Regions from separate parts of the Homo sapiens genome. Here region 2 is linked to region 1. Evidence: read pairs that join two places in POLR2A ChIA-PET (ENCODE). Cell type or tissue: OCI-LY7. All regions are shown on one strand. Region 1 has its middle 130 kb from the start of LINC02836. Region 2 overlaps ATG5 (autophagy related 5).

Region 1 (4,000 bases):
CACCCCCTCTGAGACAATAAGAACTTTGATTTCCCTACCAAATAGAGCTTAATGCTGCTTCATGCAAGAAATCTCATCTCCATCAATTCAGTTTTCCAAGTGGGACTTTCCTGATGGGGCTTTCTTGAGTCTTACTCATTCTTTTCTTTCCTGGCCACCCCACCCCCTTCCTCTAGTAAGTTAGAGTTCTCTTTCCAGAAATATCAATCAAGTGGGTATAATTTTTCAGTGCTTCCTACTCCAGTGACGTAAAACACCCACAGAAATTTTCTGCTAATCCTGAGTAACACAAACAACAGTATGCCAACAATGCTCTTGAGGCCAGATCATGCAAGTCAGAATGCACACACGCCGGGAAGAAGACCGTGGTTGTGGGATGCATGTTCTTAAGGAGCAATGAGACAGCTTTTGCTTTTCTTTGGATGGGCTCAAGCCTCATATATGTCATTATTTAAAGAAATCAAAGATACTTTGTTTGACTGGGGAGGGCTGGAATTTGTGTCTCAAAATAGCTACAGTTTACTCGGAATTTATCATTCCAAAGAAGCAATTTGTGCAAACTACAGTAGTAAAACAGGGTACAGTTTTCTTTCAACTTCATTATGTGCATGTTAGCTTTTGTTATTGTATTTACATAAGGCATTTCCTTTGAAACACTGTCTATTTGGCAAAAGTGGGAAAAGCGAAACATATTTAGGTCTCATTGCTGTCTCTGTTTAGCTCTGAGAGGGACATGAAGGGGCACAGAGTTTGCTGTAGCCTTTTCTGGGCTAGCCTTCACTGGAGCAACATGGCCAAGGGCTCTGGACTGAAGACCCCAATAGAAATTCTCAGAGGGCTTCCTGGCCTCATGGAGGTCTTGTGAAGGACCCTACTTTATTGAGTTGTGTCCTGAAAGTTATCAGAAAGACTGCAAAAGGATAAAATGAACCTGAGTTTATTTCAAAGAGTAAATGAATCCACCCAATCCCCCTGATTCCATGAATATTGAGGGGTGCAACCTACCTTAGCCCCAACCTATACGTACTTTCCACCTCCCAGAGCTAAAAGGCTCCCAGAAACATATATCCTAGGTACTTGATCCAAGGCATGCCTCTCAAAAATTCAAGATAGAGGCAGGAAGAAACCATTCTGGTTATTCTGGTTAAGGAGGGGCCGGAGTTCCCTGAAATAACCTGATTGTAGGCTGCTCACAGCATGGGTGAGCCATCACTGTGTGTGGACCTGGAAGAGGAAGGTGGGGGCAGGGAACCAGGTAGTACATTCAAGAGGTCTTCTCTGAGCCACCCATATTGAGGTTTGTTATTTCTATTGGGCATCTGTTGGTTTGGACTCTTGGTTGAAGGTGACCAAACCAAAAAAGACAAAGCAAAACACTCAAATTAGCTTAAGCAATAGAAGTAATTAATTAGTTAATATAACTAAACAGTCCAAAAGTAGAACTAGTTTCTGACATGGCTAGAATCAAAAGCTTAAACACGATTCATTTTTGGCTCCATCTTTTTAAAAGTCTTTCTCCCTGGTGAGTATGAGGGCCAGAGGCTGCTTAAGCTTCCCAGTTTCACAACCTCAGGAGGAAGACAGCTTCTTTCTCCAAGAGAGAAAGATGAGGAGGACTGGGGAAAACTGAGGCTTGGCCCAACTCAGATCAGCCATCTGTCTATCCTTTAACCAAATGGAGGAGACCTACATCCTACATAACAAGTCCATTCCTAAGTAGGGGAGTAGGGTCCCCCCAGGAATAAGAGGTTTCTATTGTCACAGATTCTGTATCACATACCAGGGCTTGTTGGGGGGTGGGGGTAAGAGGAGGGAGAGCATTAGGACAAGTACCTAATGCATGCAGGGCTTAAAACCTAGATGATGGGTTGATAGGTGCAGGAAACCACCATGGCACATGTGTATCTATGTAACAAACCTGCATGTTTTGCACATGTATCCCAGAACTTAAAGTAAAATAGAAAAAGAAAAAAAAAAGAAGATTCTGTTGCTAGAAGAACCAAAGCCATTACAATCTGCTTATTGATGGTGTGCTGGCAGAAACACTAGGCTTATCGTCAGAAAACCTGTCTCCGCTCTGCCTCTATTTTGCTATTACCTGGGGCAAGACAGTTCTCTAAGCCCTAGACTCCTTAGCTTTCCAGTGAAGACAAGAATAAGCACATGATCATTTCACTGGGACCGCTGTGTGAAGGATACAGAAACAATGCAAATGTAAGGGGTTATTATTAATATTATGATCTCTTTCCGGTCCCTGGACCTGGCTTTTGCCAGATCATCTGTTTACTTGTTCCTAGGGCAAATTTAATTTGCAAGGTTCTAAAAGGGAAGGTGATTGCTCAATGTTCAAATTAAAGAGCTGCCTTCAACCTACCCAGGTGTGCAGGCAGGACATCTGCCTCCCACCTGCTTCACCCAAGTGATGCAAAGAAGAGTGTGTTGGTTTCGGCTTCCTAATCATGATCATGGAGACACTAAGAAGTGTCTCTGTCATGCAGCTTCACTCTGAAATGTTGGGCTTCTATTCGTGGACTCTTTTGAAAGCTGTCTTTGACTCCTGAAAACCAAAGCACTTGAAACATTCATTTTTTTTTTATCTCTAAAAATGGAATAGGACGACTGGCACTTGTCCTAAAGCCCCAGCCACACCTGCTGTTTATCCTGCATTCACGCAGTGATGACTCTCCCCTAGAGTTCATGGCATTTCCTTTGACACATCAAAGTGAAACTCCTAGAAGACAGAAACAACATGTCTATTGTTAGAGGAGGAGTAAATACCCCATTTCAAGGTGAAAACCACACCACCATGTTGATTTTTTTTTGAAGTCCTAATACCTTAGTTGGCTAGATTTCAGGGTTAGGAACCAGTGAATGGACATTGGTGAAAGTGCAAGCTGTCATTCTGGTAAAGTCACCCCCTTGGAAAGGAGTGTTATAAAAATATTTCAAAGAGGAGAACAGACCAACTAAATTCACAAAATCTTTCCCAAAGGAATTACTTGTCTCCACATCCAACTGGTCACTAGGTTCCCTGAACCCTGGATTTTCCATTAAGCGTAACCTCTTCTTTTCCTCCCTACAACCTTAATTCTGGCACGTTCATTTCCCATCTGGACCTTCCCTCCTAACTCATTTCTAGTGCCTTCTCTTTTCCAATCTGTCTTCTCTCCAAACTTCCTTCCTCTCAGCCTTATCCATGTAAATGCACACTGAGTTAGGATGATATGTCCTTGGGAACTTTTTTTTTTTTTTGAGACAGGGTCTAACTCTGTTGTCCAGGCTGTATTGCAATGGTGTGATCTCAGCTTACTGTAGCCTCCGCCTCCCAGGCTCAAGCAATCCTCCCATCTCAGCCTCTGGAGTAGCTGGGACTATGGGCATGCACCATCACACCTGGCTACTTTTTGTATTTTTTGTAGAGATGGTGTTTCGCCAGGTTGCCCAGGCATTAACCTCTCTCTGCCTTAGTTTCCTTAGTACTTAGTTCAAAGGATTATGTGAGAATTCAGTTAATATATGTAAAGGGCTTAGAATAGTGTTTGGCCTATAGGAAGCTCTAATTAGGGGTTGGCTGCATGAGTGTTACCTATTATCACCTAATCATGTTCCTGGCAGGCTGCTGCTTAAAACTCCCACCACTTTCTGGTCAAGGCAGATGTAGCTTTTGTACATGGCAGGCATCTCCTCAGGACCTGGCGCTGCAGCCTCTTCTCTCACACCCGCCCCCAGGCACTCTGGCCTCTAGTGTCCAACTACGTGTCCCACCCATGTGGTTTCTTCTACCTTCCCTCCATCCCCAATTGGAACTCCTTCCGATTCTTCAAGGCTGTGCACTGGTGATTCCTCCTCTGAACTTCTCCAGGGGAGACAAGTATGTCTTTTTTGGTGCTTTCTTCATTGAGTATAACTACTGTTTATTGGATGTCTAGAATAGGCCTGGGACTTTACATACATCATGTCATTTAATTCTCACAACAGAAACATCATTCCTATGATACAG
Region 2 (4,000 bases), 480 kb before region 1:
GCTCTGCATCTTTTCATGTGCTTGTTTATCATCCTTGAAGAAATGTCTATTCAAGTCCTTTGCCCATTTTTGAATTGGGTTTGGGTATTTTTGTTGATGAGTTGTAGGGTTTAATTTGTTCTTTTTGTTGAGACAGAGTCTCGTTCTGTCACCTGGACTGGAATGCTGTGGCATGATCTTGGCTCACTGCAATCTCTGTCTCCCAGGCTCAAGTGATTCTCCTGCCTCAGCCTCCTGAGTAGCTGGGACTACAGGTGCCCACCACCATGCCCGACTAATTTTTGTATTTTTTGTAGAGCCAGGGTTTTGCCATGTTGGCCAGGCTGGTCTCGAACTCCTGGCCTCAAGTGATCCGCCTGCTTTGGCCTCCCAAAGTGCTGGGATTACGGGCATGAGCCACCGCACCCAGCCTAATTTATTCTTTTTTAATGGCTGCATTATGTTTAATCTGTAGATGCACTGTAATTTGTTCAGTATTCACTATCAAGTTTTCTTTTTTTCTAGTTTTTACCATTATAAACAGTACTACAGTAAGCATATGTATTTTTTTTAAGGTATGGAATAGGTACCCAAAAATGAGTTTTTGCATCAAAAGGTAGAGATTAAAAAAAAAATTGCCAGCTTACTTTTCAAAAATGTATTAGTTTAAATTTTCACTAACAGTATATGAGAGCATGCTTCTCCCCTTACATCTCCACCAGCAATAGGGCATTATAACTCTGATTTTTAGTAGTATTGTGGGTATAGAGAGATATTTTTACTTTAACTAATAATTCTCTCACACTTAGTGAGTTTATAAATCTGTTTTATCTTTGTTGACCATTTGGACTTGGTTTTCTGTAAATTGCACTGTATTTTGTTTTGCCTATCTTTTCTTCTTAACTTTTTATTTTATAAAATAATTTTATAGATATTTTATATTATAATATCTATAAATATATTAAAGATATTTTATAAAATAATTTTTATAGATATTAAACTTTTACCGTCAAACACATTGCAAAATATAACTGTATAATTCATCTTGATTTTTATGATATCTATATAAAAAATATAAATATATATCAAATATGCCCTTCTTTTTCTTAGTAGTATGTGGATTTCTTTCTCTGTTAAAAAGGCCCCTTAGCCAGGCGTAGTGGCACACATCTCTCCCAGCTGTTTGGGATTCTGTGGTGGGAGCATTACTTGAACCTGGGAGGTTGAGGCTGCAGTGAGCCATGATCATGCCACTACAGTCCAGCCTGGTCAACAGAGCAAGACCCCGTCTCAAAAAAAAAAGAAGGTCCTTTCCCACAATGTGTTGTGTGAGATAGGTGTCTATGAGATAGCTGATCTTTTATTATATAAACTAAGGTTTGGCAAACTTTCTTCAAGGGCCAGATAGTAGATATTTTCAGCTTTGTAGACAAGATGGTCTCTGTTGAAACTGTGTGATTCTGTAACATGAAAATATTTATAGACAATTTGCAAATGATAGGCTTGGCTTTGTCCCAGTAAAACTTTATTTGCAAAAATAGGCAGAGGCCACAATTTGGCCAGTGGGCCATAGTTTACTCACTTCTTACTGTCCTTTTCCCACTGGATGAATATGCCACCCCTGGTTTATAGTAAAGTAGTTTGACTTACTGGAATCTAATTCTGGATTCTTTATTCATTACATCAGTATATGTATTTTCTTATCCTAGTAGTATTTTTATTTAATTTTAGCGTTCTGATATCTGTTGGAGCAATTCATTTGTCTCCTTTTTTCATACTTTTCATGGTTATTCTCAGTTATTAATTTTCCATGACTTTTAAAATCACTTATTCAGTTCCCCATAGTGTCCTGTCTGATTAGAGATGGAAATACATTAAATTTCGATTTAAATTTTGATATAATTCACTTTCTTATGATATTAAGTCTTCCCAGACAAGAACATGATATTTCTTTTTATTCAGATTTTGTTTTATGTTCTGCATAGATTTTAAGGTTTTCTTCAAATAGACCATTTTTCTTTTTATTTCCAGGTGTTTTGTAGATTTTGTTTTTCTTTATTTTGTTTCCATTTCTAGTTATTTATGGCATTGGAAAAACAAAAATCTCATCCTATTGTGTTTTTACAAACTTTTTTTTTTCTTGCTTTATTGCATTGCTATTATAGTATTGCATTACCAAGACTGTGCTGAATAATGATGGTTCTAGTAGACTTTTCTGTGTTTGTTTTCTGGTATTAATTGATACAGTTTAAGTGTTTCATCAGTTAGAATTATAGCCTAGTCTTTATCAGATCTAAGTGATTTCCTTCTAGCGTTTCTAATTAGAAATGATACTAAGTTATTTGCTAGTTTGATGAAGTTATTGGGTTCCCCCCCTCCACTTTTTTTTATGCTTTTAAATTTGGTACCTCTGTGTTTTCATTCCATAACGTTGACCTTCCCTTTTCCTAAAGCTCATTATCAGGTTATTAAAAAATACTACCCATTTTACTCATCAAGACCCTTTATTCTTTTACCCCTATTTCAAAGATACTTATTTAGCATTTGTATTTCATATCCCAGATATTTTCTCAGTATCAAAGGTATCAATACCTGGCAGGGCTCTTGGTCGAAGTCTCTTTGTTCCCTGGTCTTCTCTCTGTCTGCCTCAGGAATAGAAAGGATTCAGCCTTTTATTCAGCTTTTTCTGTTCGTATGCCTGCTAGTTCCTCCCAGAGAGGAAAACACTGTAGAGGTTCTAGCTTTCTCCATGTACACCCTTCCCCAACCCCAGGAGCTGCTTAGCTCAGGAGAGCTGGTGTGTTAATAGGAGATGGAATTTGGAGGAAAGGGGAGAGAGGGATGGGTTAGCTCCCAGAATCCCATCCAAGTATAGTTGTTAATATGTTCTTTTTCATTTAGAGATATATGTTACAGTAATATTTGGGGTAAGCTGTCTTTAATACTTAATTCACACCCTAGTTATGGCAGTAGCATGCTAGGATACATGTTGAGAATCTGTGCTTAAAAGTATGATTTGTTCACTTGAACCCTGGGAAGTGGAGGTGGAGATTGTGGTGAGCCAAGATCATGCCACTGTACTCCAGCCTGGGCTACAGAGCAAGACTCCGTCTCTAAAAAATAAAAGTAAATAAAAGTTTTAAAAATATGATTTGTATCTCATATGTAAAGACAAGAAAGTATAGAATGGATGCTTAGTGCTTAAAAGGACTTCACTTCTGATTCAAGTAAATATAACAGTTATAAGATAAATACTGGTATGTTAAAGACAGATCACTCAGGCATCTTTTTGTAATGATAGTAATCTAAGGTCAGTCTATGAAGTTAATTTCATTTCTTCCCAGAATACTTTAAATATTGATTAAATACCCAAGAAGAAGTCTTCTTTAGTAAATGTAGAGAAGCTAAGGCTCTGTACTGTGCTTATGTCTTTATGCTCCTCACAATGCCTCTCACAAAATAGGGACTGCATAAATATATAAACTATATGAACAAACTAAGGAAATCCTAACCAACTATATAAGCAGTGATTATTTGGGGCTCGTAATATGATGTACTATAATGTTCATATCATACATTTTATGGAATTCGGGACTGGATTTTCAATTAGGCAATAATTGTTATTTTCTACTATTGCTCTAAAATTGTACAACAAAGTATTATGGGATGTAGAGTGATTTTTAAAATCTGTATTATAGCACTTTATATCTTGTAAAATACCTTTATGCTACCTTGTTTGACTTTCATAACACTTCTGTGGGGTAGACAAGGCAAGTATTATTTTTTAAGTTGGAGGTCAATGACCAGACAAAGGACAGCCAGCCGGTAAGCAATGGAACAAGGACTAAAGTACAAATCTGCCTCAAAATAGTATATACTGCATGTGCATATTATAAAGAAATATCTTTTTTGCAAGAAGATGAATATGTTTATTGAGGTTTTAGCAGTTGCATATGAGATCTTTCATGGGCATAGTTTGGTTCAGTTAATGAAGATTTCATTGGAGCATTGTGTGATTTGA

What was found. Peaks named below come from ENCODE experiments on the same cell type or tissue, not always from the same donor. Only the 100,000 strongest peaks of a DNase experiment are listed, where the experiment ranks them.
Region 2: POLR2A ChIA-PET joins it to region 1 with 6 read pairs; 2 of 35 experiments call an interaction of 5 or more read pairs at or near these places.

The regions. Positions count from the first base shown.
Region 1 is chr6:105,756,399-105,760,398 of GRCh38, reverse strand. No RefSeq gene overlaps it. Among named protein-coding and RNA genes, the nearest start is that of LINC02836, 130 kb to the right of the region's middle. In OCI-LY7, no CTCF peak of the experiment used is centred here; DNase peaks (open chromatin) are centred at 2,408 and 2,678; H3K4me3 peaks cover 2,183 bases; H3K27ac peaks cover 2,541 bases.
Region 2 is chr6:106,237,282-106,241,281 of GRCh38, reverse strand. All of the region lies in intron 6 of ATG5 (autophagy related 5), which reads left to right. Among named protein-coding and RNA genes, the nearest start is that of ATG5, 86 kb to the left of the region's middle. In OCI-LY7, no CTCF peak of the experiment used is centred here; no DNase peak of the experiment used is centred here.